Regions from separate parts of the Homo sapiens genome. Here region 1 is linked to region 2. The links are chromatin loops, found by intact Hi-C in ENCODE. Cell type or tissue: psoas muscle. All regions are shown on one strand. Links, peaks and the distances in the headings refer to the core of each region. The heading gives the core; the rest is flanking DNA.

Region 1 (8,664 bases), core at 126-8,125, 300 kb before region 2:
GCGGGATGACACGGATAGAATCGCTGGGCAAGTCAGTTCTTTCCCTCCTCCCTTTTCCTGCTAGAAGTCCACTTCTTCATCGAGAAATGTCTCCTCCGTTCCTTCCCCCCTCTATTTTGGGGGCCCCGGGGTCTAGCTCCCCATCCCTGTGTGTCGCTCCGGCTGGATCCCCATCCTCCCAGCCCCTCGGCCAAGTGGAGGATGCTGATCTGACTGCCTCCTGCCAGACACCTAGGGCCTCCTGCTCCCAGAGGGTCTTGGCCAAGGGGCTCTGGCGCTGGGCCGGTGCCTTTCTCACTGCCCGGCTCCCTCCTCACAGGCCCCTAATCCATCTCACCCAGCAGGAAGCCCTTAAGCTGCCTTTTCAGCCGCCTTCCCCAGCCCGCTGTGGGCTCTGTGCCTTTCTATACCACCCTTGGCAGGAGCTGTGTTATACAAGCTGGAGAGAGAGGCCCCTGCAAAGAGGTCATCGTGCCTAAGGCGGCTTCCAGCTCCAGCAGCCTCTCCTCCCTGGTCCCCTCCCCAGGGTTCCCCCACTGGTACACTGCCTGGCATCCCTGGGCACTGACAGCCCTGGCTGACTCACATCAAAGCCCCAGACTGGGTCCAGGTGAGAGGAGGGATGCTAGGGGGACAGTGGGCAGAAGGCCAGGGTCTGGGGAAGTGTGGCAGGCATGAGGGGCTCCTCTGGCTCTGTGCCATCTGTCCTTTTGGCTGGTGTCTCCATCTTCCCTCTGCTTCCAACCCCTGCCCTCAACTCCCCAAAGCCCATTCACAGGTTTCTTAGACTCAGTTATGCAGCCCAGACAGGGCTGGGAGAGCGTGTGCCCTGGAGGCCACCTCAACTGAATGTTTCAGACAGGAAGAGAGAGAGGCCAAGGGGGTGGGGGTGGGGGCAGGGGCGCCAACAGTTTCTTTCTGTCTTCCTAGGTTGTATTTGGATTTGGGCAATTGCTTGTCACTCTTGGGGCACAGACCTCATAGCTTGGATCATTCTGGGGCAGGCTTAATTTCACACCCCCAATTTCATAGCCCCTGCAAGTATACTCTCGCTGGTTCTGATGATTTTTGGTTTGGAAAATGGTTCTTTTTTTTTTTAGATGGAGTCTCGCTCTGTCGCCCAGGCTGGAGTGCAGTGGCATGATCTCGGCTCACTGCAACTTCTGCCTCCTGGGTTCAAGTGATTCTTGTGCCTCAGCCTCCCAAACAGCTGGAACTACAGGCACCTGTCACCACACCTGGCTAATTTTGTATTTTCAGTAGAGACGGGGTTTCACCATGTTGGCCAGGCTGGTCTCAAACTCCTAGCCTCAAGTGATCTGCTCACCTTGGCCTCCCAAAGTGCTGAGCCACCGTGCCCTGCCTGGAAAATGGTTCTTGTATGACCTGGTCCTTATCTTGACCTCAACCTTTCCCTCCCCTCTCTCTCCAGGAAAAAATATCCCCCCACCGCCCCTACCTAGGCCCCTTCTCCAAGGCCCAAACCCCAGTCCTGCCTCCACTCCAGGAAGCCAGCCTTTTGCTGGCTAGAAGTGGTTAGAGAAGAGTTGGGGGTGCCTCTGGGAGGTCTGTTTGTAGTTCAGATTCTTCTCATTCCAGGCTCAGCAGGCTCTCTCTAAGGGAAGGGCCTGGGATGGGGGGCGGGGATCCTTGGGGCACCAGCTGCAGGGAAGGAAAGCTTCCCGGGGAGAGGAGGGAAGTGTTTTTCTTCCCTTCCTAGTGACCCCCATCCACAAGGTAGGAACTGCCTCTCCTGGTTCCATCATTGGAGTCCCCCCCACAAGCTGCCCCAGCATTCAGGCTCCTCCCAAGGGGCCTGACAGGAGCTATGGAGAGCTGCGGCCCTGATCTCTTTCTTCACTTCTGAATGAGTCCATTTCTACCCTTTTGGGACCCTTAGAGATGTTTGGAAGAGTTTGGAGGAGGGGCACTAAGGTATGCACAACCAGATGCTTGCAGAGTGACTGGGTCAGCCCCAGCTTCAAAGAGGCTATATCAGTCTATCCCCAAAACTGAAGTCCCTTGTAGATTTTTTCTTTCTTTAACCAGTATTCACATATTTGTCCCTCTAGACTACCAACCCTTAGGCCTCGAGATTCCTCAAGGATTAATCAGTGATCCAGTCACGGGAGAAAGCAACCAACCCCCAGGGTCTTAGAAGTCTGACACCTGCCCCAACTCCCCAGCAAACTTCCTTCTCCAGCTGCCTCTGCCTGAGAGCAGGAAAAACCAACACTAAAGGCTTATATTGAGCATCCACTATGTGAAGTCACTTACCACTTCATCTTATCTTCCCCACCCTTCAAGAGAAGATTAGTGTCCCTATCTTATCGATGAAGAGTCAGAGCTTCAGAAAGGGAGAGTGACCTATCTCAGGGAATGCAGTGAGGAAGCAGAGCTGAATCCATTGAGTCCAAGTCCAGGACAGTGGTCTGCCTAGCATGCTGCCTCGTGACTAGGTCTGCCCTAGGTGCCTGTGTCCAGGCTCCCAGGCTGACCTCTGGCTAATATTCTGCTTCTGGGTTACAAAGCAGCATGTACCATCTGAGCTTCCTTTCCCAAAGCAACTGTCCCTACAAATCCAGTTTCTCTTTCAGTCCTCACTTCACAGGGAACAGGACAGACTTATTGTGCCCATTCTTCAGATGGAGAAACTGATACTCAGAGAAAAGATTCACTGAAGGTCAGAAAAGTATTAAGCACCAAGACCAGGACACGAGCATTCAGGTGTCCTACGTCCACTTCATGGGTTCTCACGATGATGTCAGATTTATTTGTCACTTCACCCCTTCTCAGATTGGAGATCAGAATAGATTTGTTTTTGTTTGTTTTGTTTTGAGACAGGATCTTGCTCTGGCACCCAGGCTGGAGTGCAGTGCTGCAATCACAGCTCGCTGCAGCTTCGACCTCCTGGGCTCAAGAGGTCCTCCTGCCTCAGCCTTCCCAGTAGCTGGGATTATGGGTGTACATTACCATGCTCAGCTAATTTTTTTTTTTTTGTAGAGACAGGGCATATTTGTAATTAAATGTGGCTTTGAGAAACTAGATACTTGTCAAAACTGGAGACTAGAAATCTGCGTCCTAGAAACCTTGCTCATTTTTCATCCTCAGAGCTGAGCTTCTCCCCTCCCTAAGTGTGGGTTTCAGAGGCAGGGCAGAATGTATGGAAAGGGAATTGGGCTCGCTGTCCAGGGCAGGATGCTTGTGTCTCTAGATTACCCAGCTCAGGGAGTTCTTCAGACCTTGCCCTATTTACAGAGAGCATTGATTCATTTAACAATTTTTTCTTGGGTGCCTATGATATGCAAGGCACTAAGGTATGCACAAAAACTAAGACACAGCCTCTGCCCTCAAGAGATTATCTTGTTGGGCTGTGGGGAGGCTGTAGTTAGACATATGTAGGTAACACATGCCACATGCTAAATGCCATAAGATAAACATCAACTCAGGGAAAGGACAGGGGTGGTATCAGGGAAGCACCACAGAGAAGGGGACTTCAAGGATTTACAGTGGTGGAATGGCTCTAGGTATTTTATCAAAAAAAGAGATTCAGGCCAGGTGCAGTGACTCATGCCTGTAATCCCAACAGTCTGGGAGGCCGAGGCAGGCAGATTGCTTGAGCTCAGGAGTTCCAGACCAGCCTGGGCAACATGGTGAAACCCCATCTCTACCCAAAATAGAAAAAATTAGCCAGGCATGTGTCTGTGCTCCTAGCTACTCAGGAGGCCAAGATGGGAGGATTGCTTGATCCTGGGAGGTCGAGGCTGCAGTGAGCCGAGATCGCATCACTGCACATTCCAGCCTGGGTGACAGAGTAAGACTCCGTCTCAAAAAAAAAAAAAAAGATGCAATACATATAGACGAAATTAAATTATGGCCCCACAAAATTAATATGTTAAAGCCCTAACCCTCAATGTGATTGTATTTGGAGATAGGGGTTTTAGGAGGTAATTAATGTTAAACGAGGTTGGAGGGTCCCCACCCCTAATCTGATAGGATTGGTGGCCTTATAAGGGGAACAGAGAGAAACCTCTCTCTCCCCACCTACACACACCAATGATAGGCCACATGAACACTGAGAAGGTGGCCATCTACAAGCCAGGAAGGAAGCCTTCGCCAGAATCCAACCATGCTGGCATCCCGATCTCAGACTTTCAGCTTCCAGAACTATGAGAAAATAAATTTCTGTCATTTAAGCTATCCAATCTGTAGTATTTTGTTATGGAGCCCAAGCAGACTAAAACAAGCAGGAAACTAGGTGTTTGTGAAACTTGGATGGCCTGGAGGAGTAGACTTTGTCACGAAGCCACAGAAATGACCCTCCAGTAGAAGCTGCTACCTCTGCCACTAGCAGGTAGGGGGATCAAGAGGCTACCATTGGGACCGGTTGCAGTGGCTCATGCCTGTAATCCCAGCACTTTGGGAGGCCAAAGCAGGCAGATCACTTGAGGTCAGGAGTTTGAGACCAGCCTGGCCAACGTGGCAAAACCCTGTCTCTACTAAACAAACAAAAATTAGCTGGGTGTGATGGTGCACACCTGTAATCCCAGCTACTCAGGAAGCTGAGGCCTGAGAATCGCTTGAGCCCGCGAGTGGGAAGTTGCAGTGAGCCAAGTTCACACCATTGTATTCCAGCCTGGGGGACAGAGTGAAACTCTATCAAAAAAAAAAAAAAAAAAAAAAAAGGCTTCCATTGTAATTAAGCCAAGGTAACTGCACCTAGGGATCACTAGAAATTGCCACTGCAGCAAGAACATGACCTCATTTCCCTTCCACCTTCCAAATCTCAAATAAGCGTATTTTGCATCCAGAGCTCTAGCTGCAAGGGAGGCTGAGAGGTGAGGTTTTTGGCTTCCAACCTCTGCAGTATAGGAAGGTGGTGGGAATGGTGGGAGGATCTCTTGAGCCCAGGAGTTTGAGGCTGCAGCGAGCTGTGATCGTGCCACTATACTTCAGCCTGGGTGACCGAACAAGACCTCATCTGGAAGAGAAAAAAAAAAAAAAAGTAACTAGGGCTCTGAAAGCTAATTGAATGGTCTGGAGGTTTGGAAAGCAGATAGCTTTAGAGTGAACGTACGAATCACTTGGGGATGGTATATTTGGATAAGTGGGCAGGGCCCAGGAATCTATATTCCTAACAGGCAAACCCCAGTTCCCATTTCCCCTCCTGCCATAATGGACTCAGCATGTGGACTGATGCATGTGGACTCAGCTTTCAGAAACTTTATCCCTGGGCAGGAGCTCTGATGGGGCAGTCCCAGACACTACAGTGAGCAGTGAAAGGTTAGATTTGAGCAGTGAAAGGTTAGCAGTGAGCAGAAAAGGCTAGATTTGTGCTGAATTAGTCCCTTTCTCTCCTAAGAGCTAGTCCTGAAAGTTGGATGCTGAACCCTGAAAAATGCTGCTGTGATGGAGGCTCAGGAGAAGGGGGGGGTCTGCCTAGAACCCAGGAGTCCAGGGATTTAAACTCACCACCCCACCAAGGAGGACTGGATGGAGTCAGCTGACAACATGAATAAGCATTTCCTGAAGTTATGACTCATTTTGTTCTGAATTTCTACCCTGGCCCCGGGGGTTTAGGACCTTCGGGATCCTATTTCTATTGCAGGGGTTTGGTTAGAGAGCCCCTTCAACCTTGAGGGGTTTAAGAATTGGACAGAGGAGAAGAAAAGTAAAACAGAGGGTACAAGAGAGGAAGGGAGGAGAAAGGTAGCACTTCCACCCAAAATGGCCTCAAGTCCCTACCAGAACCCAATGTCCTCCATAGCTCACATTGAATTTCAACACAAAATAGTCTATTACAATAGATGTTCCTTTTTCCTTCTCAGTCATTTTCTTTTCTTGGCTCTTACCAGGCAGCCTTGGACCCTAAGCCCCCCAGTTCTGAGGGGAAGGCCATAGATAAATGAAAAAGCCCTGGCCTTCTTCCTCTGTGCCCCCATCCCAGCCCCACATCTCAGGGAGGGGGTCGCCCCAAGCCAGAGCAGGGCTGAGTCTGCCTGGGCCAGGCTGCCTGGCCAATAGGCTTTCCTCCTTCCCAGGGGTATCCATTCTCCTACCCAGTTCCTGAGATGCTGGGCCCCCTTCAGCCGCATCTGCAGCCTGACTGAGCAGAGTCCCCCAGGCCTTCTTCCTCTAGGCTGGTCCTCCCAGGTTAAGAGCAGGCTTCCATGTTGGAAGGGGGTCCGTCCCCCCTTCCCCCAGTTATCACCACAAAGCAAAGTCCAGGGAAGGAGGGGGAGTGGGCAAGGGTGGGGGTAGTGGGAGAGCCAGGTCCTTGCTAGTAAATCAAAGTTGGTTTCCCAGATGGAGTTGCAGCCGCTTTGATTTCTCAAGTCACCCCCCTCCCCCTCTGCTGCCTCCCCTCACCCCCAGCTCCACAGTTTCAATTCCTCCCTGAAAAGCAGCAGGGCCTCCTTTCAAACCAGCCCAGCTCCTCCAACTCCCAACAACAGCTTCAGTTACAGGAAAGGGGAAGGGGAGGGGGTGAGGTGGCCCAGCCTAGAGAGAAAGGAGAGACATTCTGGGAGAAGCAAGAGGGAGAAGGAGGAGTAGAAAATGAGGAAGGGGGAAAAGAAAGAGCAGAGTGAGAAGATGGGAGGGGGGCAGCCAGGGTGGAAGAGTGGGGCTCTGCTGGAGCAGGAGGGGAGCTCCAGCTGGGAAGCCAACCTACCTTTTCCTCCCTCCCAAGGGAGCACCCCCACACCCATCACCCCAAGGACCCCTCCATAGCTACAGAGCTATGATTCAGGCTTCCCTATTCCTCTCCCCTTGGCATTAGGTTCTAGAAGGTTCTGGAAGACAAAATATCGAAACCGTTCATTCCTAGGGACATTTATTTCCTGTTCTAGAAGGCAGAGTCACCCAAGAACCTCACTAGCCAAACCTAGCACTGGCTTTCTAGATCCTGTTTCCCCATTTGGCTCTGAGCAGCCCACACCTTGGTCTTGCTCAGCCCAGGCTTGGGCCAATGAAGGCCCTTAATTAATAGATCATCTGTTACATCTGTTTAATCCTTTTATGGCCCATTTTGCCTGCCAGAGACCTTGAAGAAAGACATTGGAGAGATAAAGGGGTAACAGCTATGCTCTGCTAAGTCTCCTTCCTCCTCTGCCCCAAAGCCAGGGGCAGCCTTGGAACTTGGCAGGGGTGGGGCAGGGTGCACTGAAGGAACCTACAAGTTGTCAGGAATTGGAATTCCAGGAGTCCTAGGTCTCCTGATTATTTGGTGGCCCATTTCTTTATTTCCTTCTTCCTTCCTTCCTTCCTTCCTTCCTTCCTTCCTTCCTTCCTTCCCTCCCTTCCTTCCTTTCTCTTTCTCCCTCTTTCTCTTTCTCCTCTCTCTCTGTCTCTCTTACTTTTATTTCTCTCTCCTTCTCTTTTTTTCTTTCTTTTTGAGATAGTGTCTCACTCCCGTTGCCCAGGCCAGAGTGCAGTGGCAGGATCACAGCTCACTGCAGCCTCCACTCAGGTGATCCTTCCACTTCAGCCTCCTGAGTAGCTGGGACCATAGGCATGCACCACCACACCAGGCTATTTTTATTTTTAAGATTTTTAAATTTTTAGTAGAGACAGTTTTGTCATGTTGCCTAGGCTGGTCTCCAACTCCTAGGCTCCAGTGATTCACCAGCCTCATCTTTCCAAAGTGCTGGGATTACTACTGTGCCCGGTCTGTGGCCCATTTCTAAGGGTCATTTCCCTGAGATCTAAATGGAGGATGGAGTGCAGGGAGAAGGAATTTGATACCTCACCTGAAGGTGGATTCAAGGTCTTGATGGACAGGTTCAGGGAGAGAGGAGGAAAGGTGAATTCACCTAAAGCAGAGGCATATTGTGTGGGTCAGGGGAGAGGGGAGCCAAGGAGACTGATTCTCTGAATGCTCAGACCTGTTTTCCACAAAGTATCTAGGACCCACCCCGTTTAGAGCAGAACATTTTTGCTTAGAGAATAAAACCATTGAGGCTCCTAAAGTATCTGAAATTAAGTCCTCCTCCTTGATCTCTGTCTCCTAAACAGATACACATAGCCCTTCCCTCTTTAGGGTGGAGGGACCTCAGTGCTTTGAAAAGGAAAGAACACTGACCCAGAATTGAGGAAACAAAGAGGGGACCTGTCCTCTGGCAGGCTCATTGGAGCAGGGGGAATTCCCTCGGGAGTCACCATACCAGGCATTGTCCCTTAGATTAGCCCTCAAGGACAGAGGGGACAGCTTCTCTGGAAAGCAAGGGCTCTAGAGGAAAACGTGCAAGGAGACCTGGACATGTGTGATTACCTAAACTGTGACGGGGGAAGGTGAAAGGCCAGAGACAGGAGGATATTTTGCGGGGAGTGGGAGCCCTAGGCAATCTCCCCAGGTTTCCTTAGCGGGGAGAAGTTCTCCGTGCTCTCCTCTCCTGAGCATGCCTGTGTGTGTTGGATGTTGCTGACTGTCATTTCACTTATCTGTGACACACAAGTCTTTCATCTTGTTTGGGTGGCATGAAGCAAGGAGAGTTTCAATGATCCAAGCATCATATTCTCACAGCCTCCTACATCTGGCTCAAGGGTAAAATCAATAAATTGTTTTATGATCCCTTTCTACTGATGAAAAAGCTGCAGCTAAGGAAGGGATGGTGACTTGCCTAAGCTACTGGGCCAGTGGGGCTGGAGCCAGGCCTGCAGCCC
Region 2 (8,542 bases), core at 543-8,542:
AGGAGAATCACTTGAACCTGGGAGCGGAGGTTACAGTGAGCCGAGATCGTGCCACTGCACTCCAGCCTAGGTGACAGAGCAAGACTCCATCTCGGAAAAAAAAAAAAATCCCAAACCAAAAGACAGCCTAGAGAGTCTGTCTCTCACAACTAGGGTATTTTATTTACATCCCACATTGTTCATAAGAGTATCCGAGGGAGTGTAACTTGGGGGACCCAGGCTTTCTACTCATCCTTGTTCCTGTATCTCCATCTCCGTTCTCCTCATCAAGCCTGTCTCTGATCCAGCCACTTAATTCCATGGGAATTAAAAGACTGAATCTAGTTAGGGGCTCCCCTCCATTTGGTCTTTCCTTACTTTCCAGTGCCTGGAGCTTTGGCTTGGGACTCAGCAGACTGGGGGTTAAGACCGATCCCCTGTCCTTTCCCCTCCCCTCTCCATCCCTGACTTCAAAGTTTTCATAAAGCCCAAGTCACTGCTTCCCTGACCCCATAGTGGCAGCTCCATCTCAGCTTTTGGTCGGTTCAAAACAGCAGACGCTGAGCCCTGGCCTGGCCGCCCGTTCTCCTCGTTCTAGCCATCTCTTAGGGTAAGCACCAGCATGCCAACGACCTGGGGGGCCACCAGTCCTTGCTCCTCCAGGAGAGGAGGGCTAACTAGGATAGAAGCTGACTCAAGGGCAGGCACAGTGGTTCATGCCTGTAATCCCAGAACTTTGGGAGGCTGAGGTGGGCAGATCGCCTGAGACCAGGAGTTCAAGATTGGCTGGGCGACATGGCAAAACTGTCTCTACAAAAAATACAAAAATTAGCTGAGCGTGGTAGCATGCACCTGTAGTCCCAGCTACTTGAGAGGCTGAGGTGGAAGGACTGCTTGAGTCTGGAGGGTCAAGCTTGCAGGGATTGACACTGCACTCCAGCCTGAGTGACAAAGTGAGACCCTGCCTAAAAAAAAAAAAAAAGAAGAAAAAGAAAAGAGAGTTTGCCGTATGGTTAGGCTTAGAAGGTATCCCATTGGACAGGGCACGGTGGCTCATACCTGTAATCCCTGCACTTTGGGAAGCCGAGGTGGGCGGATCAAGAGGTCAGGAGTTCAAGACCAGCCTGGCTATCAGGGTAAGACCCCGTCTCTACTAAAAAAATACAAAAAATTAGCTGGGCATGGTACACACCTGTAATCCCAGCTACTTGGGAGGCTGAGGCAGAATTGCTTCAACCAGGACCTGGGAGGCGGAGGTTGCAGTGAGCCGAGATGGCACCACTGCACTCCAGCCTGGGCTACAGAGCGAAACTCCGTCTCAAAAAAACAAAAAAGGGCCGGGCGCGGTGGCTCACGCCTGTAATCCCAGCACTTTGGGAGGCCGAGGCAGGTGGATCATGAGGTCAGGAGATCGAGACCATCCTGGCTAACAAGGTGAAACCCCGTCTCTACTAAAAATACAAAAAATTAGCCGGGCGCGGTGGCGGGCGCCTGTAGTCCCAGCTACTCGGGAGGCTGAGGCAGGAGAATGGCGTGAACCCGGGAAGCGGAGCTTGCAGTGAGCCGAGATTGCGCCACTGCAGTCCGCAGTCCGGCCTGGGCGACAGAGCGAGACTCCGTCTCAAAAAGAAGGCATCCCATTGGCAGAACCCTTGTTTCCAGCCCAGGGATGAAGGTAGCCAGTTGGTAATTGTGAAGAACCTGCCTGGAAAGAGATGGACCTGGAAAAACAGGAGCAGCTCAGGAACCAGAATGTGTTCCTTAGTACTCATGTGCAAAATATATGCTAAATTACATGCAAATCAATGTCCAATCATTATAATCTCTGGCAATTTGGTAACTAATGCTGTTACACTATCTGGTCTAGGACATTTCTGGCTCCCTGGGGCCAGATCCTGCTCTGTAGCTCCCACAGGAGAAACCATCACAGACCAAAGGCCAGCGGGGGCCCCAGCACTCAAGGACTGTTTCTCCCACCACCATCTGTGGACTTTTCCAGCTGTTTTTCTTGGCCCAAGGATCACACCCATAGGGATGCAGATGGGGGAAGGGGAAGCTGAGAAAGCAGTGAAGACAGAATGAGCTGGGGAAGAGGCAGATGGTAGGAAATGGAGACGGAGAAATGGCACTAATGGCCCAGCCACCTGAGATGGGATACCTGGGAGGGACATCTTTTCAAGTAGAGGCTGTGTTGGGGCATGGTGAGAGAGGGTCTTAGCAGGTAACCTTCCTTTCCTCTCCAGACTGAGGAATCAGAGTTCTGATTGTGGAGTGCCTCTCTCTAGGACGGGGCTGCAGCATAGGAGTCTCAGCTGCTTACATCCAGGTCCAGGATTATGTCTGCTAACAGACGCTGGTGGGTACCACCTGACGACGAAGACTGTGTGTCTGAGAAGCTCCTGAGGAAGACTCGGGAATCTCCACTGGTGCCTATAGGTAAGTGAAGAAAGGAATGGGGTGCCGAGTAGGAGGCCTTCTCTGTCATGTCTCCTGGTACCCTCCAAAGAGAATGAAGCAGAGGTCAGAAAACTCAAGTGGTCCTACTCACGGAACAAGGGAAACAACAGCAAAGGTGCCAAGGGGCAAACCCTTACAATGAAATCAGGACGTCTGGATGGGTGGAGGTGGCAGCCAACTGAGTACATGGGATATGAGGAACCTGGAGCACCAACACCAAAGTGGGAAGGGTCAGAAGAACACCTTGGGGTCCCCCAGGGCTTCCTTCCTTATGGCCCTGGTAGAGTAGGAAAACAGCTGTACCAGGAGGTGGGAGCCAGCAGTGTGGCTCAAGGGCCCAGGGCGGAGCAAATTGGTGGGGAGGGGCTGTGTCGTGGTGATCAGCTATTTGTATCTGGGGGAGGGGCATCACTGGTGGTGATCAGCTATTTGTATATGGGGGAGGGGTGTCACGGGAGGGAGGCAGCCACTTTGAAAATGCCATTGAAGGGCAACAACTCAATATATATATATATATTTTTGAGATGGAGTTTCACTCGTTGCCCAGGCTGGAGTGCAATGGCACAGTCTCGGTTCACCACAACCCCTGCCTCCTGGGTTCAAGTGGTTCTCCTGCATCAGCCTCCTGAGTAGTTGGGATTATAGGCATGCACCACCACGCCCGGCTAATTTTGTACTTTTAGTAGAGACTGGGTTTCTCCATTTTGGTCAGGCTGGTCTCAAACTCCCAACTTCAGGTGATCCACCTGCCTCAGTCTCCCAAAAGTGCTGGGATTACAGGCGTGAGCCACCATGCCCCGGCAACAACTCAATATTCTAATGATCCCCCTAGGTCCCCCGCAACGCCCACCCCCCGCCACCAGATGCTGCATAAAACCAGCTGTTTATCCAGATGCCCAGCCTGCCTGGTAAGGTATCTCTCATCAGGGGAGTGCTGTGCATTGTGGCTGTGGCCCAGGGGCTGTGTTCTCTGCCCACAGGCTTAGGAGGCTGCTTGGTGGTAGCAGCATACAGGATTTACCGGCTGAGGTCTCGTGGTTCCACCAAGATGTCCATACACCTGATTCACACCCGAGTGGCAGCGCAGGCCTGTGCAGTGGGTGCAATCATGCTAGGTGAGTAGCTTTGTGGGGTCGCAGAATGAGGGCAAAACCGATTATGCAGTTTGTAGGTCTTTAAGTCCCAACAATTAAAAGGACTGTGCTTGGCTGGGCGCGGTGGTTCACGCCTGTAATCTCAACACTTTGGGAGGCCAAGGCGGGCAGATCATGAGGTCTGGAGAGAGAGACCATCCTGGCCAACATGGTGAAACCCCATATCTACTAAAAATACAAAAATTAGCTGGGCGTGGCGGCAGGTGCCTTTAGTCCCAGCTACTCTGGAGGCTTCGGCAGGAGAATTGCTTGAACCTGGGAGGCGGAGGCTACAGTGGGCTGAGATCCGCCACTGCACTCCAGCCCGGGTGACAGAGTGAGACTCTGTCTCAAAAAAAAAAAAAAAAAAAAAAAAGGACTGTGAATTAAGTTCTCCTGTTCTGGGCTCCACATCACATGCTTGGTGAAGCCCCTATACTGAGCCATCTTCCCTGTTTAGGCTCCTGTCCCAGGCCTGTGGGGACAGTGTCTCATGACAGTTTGCCCTAGGGGTGAGAAAAATCATGCAACAGAACAGATGTTGAATTTCTCTTCCTCTTGAGATTAAAAAGCAGACAGCCACTTGCTAACTGTGTGACAGTGGACAAATCTTTCTCACTGAGCCTCAGTTTCCTGATGTGTAACATGACAATAACCACCCCTGGCCTGCCTACCTTGCAGGCTGCTGTGAGGTTTCTCAGATACACAATACATGTGAAAGTGTTTCGTGAACTGTCAGATAAGTGGTTTCCCCAGGTTGTGTGGTCAGATGCTTGAAGCAGCTGTTGGGACCTGGGGCAGAAAGATGAGCGGGAAGCTGGACTCTCAAGGGAGCAGCTAGAGGTGAACCCCTAGGACGCCTGAGAGCCAGAGGACGGGTGAAGGGTTTGATGCCAAGGGGCATTATTTCTTTTCTCTCACACAGGTGCTGTGTACACAATGTACAGCGATTACGTCAAGAGGATGGCACAGGATGCTGGAGAGAAGTAGGACTCCTATAGGAGCCGGGGCTGTCCAACTCCCCTAACTCAATCCCTGGTACATTCCTAATAAAGCAGTTTTGAGGAAAATCAACAGACTCTTTTTCACTGGGGGAGAACAGAGTAAGGGACTGGTGGTAGCTGGGGAGAGGACTTGGAGTAAATGGCTGGAAATCAAAGTGCTCTGGCCCCCTACTCCAGGGCAAGGAAGATTCTTAGGGGAGGCAGCAGTTTCCTGAGGAGGTGGTGGGGTAGACTTCTGATCGCAGGAACCCAACAACTCCCAAGCCATCTTAGGTTCCACCCAGAAGCAGCATGGAGTGGGAGCAAGGGGGCAATAATGGGGCCTTGGCGCTCATGGGAACACTGAATTAAAAGGCAGGCGGCTTCCCTGGGGACCCAGGCAGGAAGGAGGCTGCAGCTGGAAGCAGAGGCAGTGAAGCCTCTTGGGAGATGACATATATTCAGAATGTAAGCACCAGACGGGGCAGGGGAGACGAGGATGAAAGGAGCAGAGCAAGACAGAGGTCAGAATGTTCTGTTCACTTGCAAACCATGGCTAAGGTCAAACTTGTAGAAAATAAAATTCCATGTAAATCCCAAAGATAGGGCCCCTTGGGGTTTCATCCCCTTCTCTTTCTGTGAGCCCAAGCTCCTCTCTTTTCCTTGGGAATGGAGCCCGGCAGAGGCCACAGAAGGAAGCAGGAGGCCAAATGCTCCTCTCTCACTGGGGCTCTGGGTTGGAGGTTGGTGAGTTGTTCAAGATGGCAACAGCAGCTTCCAGACACTCTCTGACAACACGAAGGCCACGTCATATGAGGTCTCAGCTTCAAGTACAGGAGTTGCAGCCCACTGTAGGGAGCAGGAGCTCCCAGGAGTCCACGCACTCACATGGGGTAATTGAGCACAACATCCTGTTTGGCAAGTTCCAGCAACATAGGATCATCGAAGAATTTGCTGATGCTCACATCTTCACTGAGGCCCTGCAGGGAATGGGGCAAATATAAGAAAGCCCGAGGTGGTCGCAGACTAAGCAAGGAGACTATCCAAGACCTGTGTTCAGTGGGGAGGCTAGTGGTGGCTGGAATGTAGGTGGTGGTGTTTCAGGAGCCCTGCCTTTAGGGTACTATCACATGGGAGGATAAGGCTCTCCTTTCCCAACGAGACTGGGGCCCAGGTTTGGTTGCCTAAGGAGTATACAGATCATATCTCTACATTGGAAAAGTGTCCCTTAGGAAAAGGGGCCAAAAGAAAGAGAGAGAGATCCTGCTTCTGAGAGTCCTGGGGGGTTGAGGGATGGCAACAGGCCCAAGGGAGACATACCTTCCTACGGCGGGTTTTGATCATGAATTCCCGGGCCAGGTGAGGAGCTGGCTGTGGCTCCAAGGGGCGGATGACAATGCTCTTGTCCAGGGGATCACCAGGCACAATCTAAAAGGCAAAGGAATTTCAGATGGCCCAGGCAGAATTCCCAGAAGATTCAGGCCCAGAAGCAGGACTCTTCTTATTTATTTTATTCCTAAATTTATTACTTATTATTATTTTTTTGAGATGGAGTTTCGCTCTTGTCTCCCAGGCTGGAGTACAATGGCATGATCTCGGCTCAATGCAACCTCCGCCTCCCGGGTTCAAGCGATTCTCCTACCTCAGCCTCCCAAGTAGCTGGGATTACAGGCATGCACCACCACGCCTAGCTAATTTTATATTTTTAGTACAGATGGGGTTTCTGCATGTTGGTCAAGCTGGTCTCGAACTCCTGACCTCAGGTGACCTGCCCGCCTCAGCCTCCCAAAGTGCTGGGATTACAGGTGTGAACCACCATAGCCGGCCCTATTATTTCTTTTTTTTTTTTTAAACTGAGAGACACAGATTCAAGTTGCCCTGAATATATGCTCCCCAGAGGAGGACTCTTCTCCAGGATGCTGTACACCTCACTTAGGGCTTGGAGAGGGATCAGGACAGAAGGGGATGAGGCTTGCAGAGGTGGGAAGCCAAGTCCGCCAGCCTGCATTGCTTTCTCACCTGCCAGTGGTGGAAGACAGACAGAGAAAAGGCTTGTCCCTGGGTGTGAGTCCGGAGATCAGTCTCAAAGCCAAAAGAGTCGATGGCCGGGATAAAAGCTTTGATGGTGTACAGAGGGGAGCCTGGGATGGGTGCATCCTGAGTCACGTGCCCCCTGAGACAGAAAAACAAAGGCTGAGCCTCTAGTCAAACATAGGCCAAAAGCCAAGAAGCAATCCAGCATTTGCTGTCCCCCAAATGCATTCCAGCCCAGAGTTACCATCAAAGAAAGAGTAACCAAGAATGTTCTACAAAAAGCAGAAAAGGCTCAGGGCTCTCAGTATAATTCCCTGTGGAAGTCAAAGTGGCAGCAACCTCTGGGCAGAGGACAGGAGTGGGATGGTGAAGGGACAAGGGCCCAAAGACATTCCCATCACTGACTTGCCTCAGCACTGCCTCCAACAGCTCTGTGAGGAGGGGATCCCAAAAGAAATGTCAATTTTTTTTTTTTGAGACAGAGCCTTGCTCTGTCGCCCAGGCTGGAATGCAGTGGCGCCATCTCGGCTCACTGCAAGCTCCGCCTCCTGGGTTCACGCCATTCTCCTGACTCAGCCTCCCAAGTAGCTGGGACTACAGGCACCCGCCACCACGCCCAGCTAATTTTTTGTATTTTTAGTAGAGACGGGGTTTCACTGTGTTAGCCAGGATGGAGAAATGTCAAATTTTAATCTGCAGAAAAGCGGGGGCTTGCCTCCCTCCGCTCCTACTTCTTTCTGGAAAATCAGCTCTCGGGGTTTCCAGAGAGAGGAGGGTAGAGAAGGCCAACCTCTCTTCCCTGTAGGAGCCGAGGTGACTCTTGTTCTGCTCTTGCTCTCAGCACTCTCCCTAATACGCCTGGGGCCGCTCACCTGCGCCTGGCCAGGACGGTATAAACTGCAGAGACGCAATCTGCAGGGGCCTGGACCTCTACAAAGTAGTAAGGCTCCATCAGACGAGGAGTAGCCTGCAGCAGAGCAAGAAGAAAGGCCCCTCAGCTTGGGGAAGGCTGGGGGCCTATAGTCCCACTTGCTCCTTCACTTAGTCCCCTGTCCAGTGAAGCAGATGGTCCCCTACCGCCCCATTCTCTTACCATGAGGAAGGCAGAGTAGACGACTCTCCTGGCTGTGGGGATGATCTGGCCCCCGCCCCGGTGCAGGGGCTCCTGGGCAACCACCGCATCCAGGATCTTAAACTTGACATTCCGAATCACTGTAAAGGAGGTGGAGGGAGTGACTGGGGAGAGGTTCTGGGCCTGTCATGGGGCCATGGCAGAGTAGCAGTCTCCTGCAACACTGCAGCTGTCTTGCAGTCATGAAAGACATGGTACAGAAATCAAATGGGAGGTGGGCGTTCTAACTGAATAAGCAAGGCCCATGGCAGAGGTCAGAAGTTAAGCATATGTTCTTAGTGTTTGCTTCAGGCCATGCTCAGACTTAGAGCTTTCCTAGAAGTTTATTTCCTTCTTCTGCACATATTTACATTTTTGTGGATGTAGAATAAATTCCAGAATTGTACATTTGGTCCATGAAGCCCAATCAGGGTCTATAAACCATTCCAATCTCATCATCCTCTTGATATCTCTTCTCAAATACGTCCAACGCCAAACCCTTCTCAGAAATGAGGAGCAAATGACAGTTTAGAAATGACTTAAATTTCCATTTCCAGGCTACACCACCAGGATAAGGAAGGAAAAGGGAAGAAGCTGGCCCAGGACTTGGGATGGTCCTGTGTACCCCAAGCTGCTTCTCCTGCCGAATCCTAAAGATGGTGAGCCCATCCCACTCATATGCCTGGCTGCAAGGACCCTCGAGGACTGGGGTGGGGGAGTGCTGGTGGACTTACATTCATCACAGAGGGGGCCCTCCCTGGTTCCCCACTGGAAACCTTGAACGATGCTGTCCTTCACTGAACCAAGAAGAGCCTTGTCCACCTATAGAGAAACATGAGGCCTCC

Evidence for each region. Hi-C counts contacts between places; a loop is a spot of excess contacts. Peaks named below come from ENCODE experiments on the same cell type or tissue, not always from the same donor. Only the 100,000 strongest peaks of a DNase experiment are listed, where the experiment ranks them.
Region 1: it touches region 2 in a loop (2.5-fold over the local background); 10 of 110 quality-filtered maps call a loop at or near these places.

The regions. Positions count from the first base shown.
Region 1 is chr17:44,541,692-44,550,355 of GRCh38, forward strand. No RefSeq gene overlaps it. Among named protein-coding and RNA genes, the nearest start is that of FZD2, 11 kb to the right of the region's middle. RefSeq lists an enhancer at 6,372-6,919. In psoas muscle, for the core only: no CTCF peak of the experiment used is centred there; no DNase peak of the experiment used is centred there; H3K27me3 peaks cover 2,393 bases.
Region 2 is chr17:44,845,838-44,854,379 of GRCh38, forward strand. HIGD1B (HIG1 hypoxia inducible domain family member 1B) reads left to right here and starts at 2,046. Exons shown (of 3, transcript NM_016438.4): 1 at 2,046-2,415; 2 at 3,417-3,551; 3 at 4,495-4,639. The coding sequence starts at 2,316. The coding sequence ends at 4,559. It overlaps EFTUD2 (elongation factor Tu GTP binding domain containing 2), which reads right to left. Exons shown (of 28, transcript NM_004247.4): 23 at 8,432-8,519; 24 at 7,680-7,798; 25 at 7,459-7,553; 26 at 6,572-6,725; 27 at 5,873-5,980; 28 at 4,111-5,532. The coding sequence ends at 5,437. In psoas muscle, for the core only: no CTCF peak of the experiment used is centred there; a DNase peak (open chromatin) is centred at 4,951; H3K4me3 peaks cover 1,198 bases; H3K27ac peaks cover 437 bases.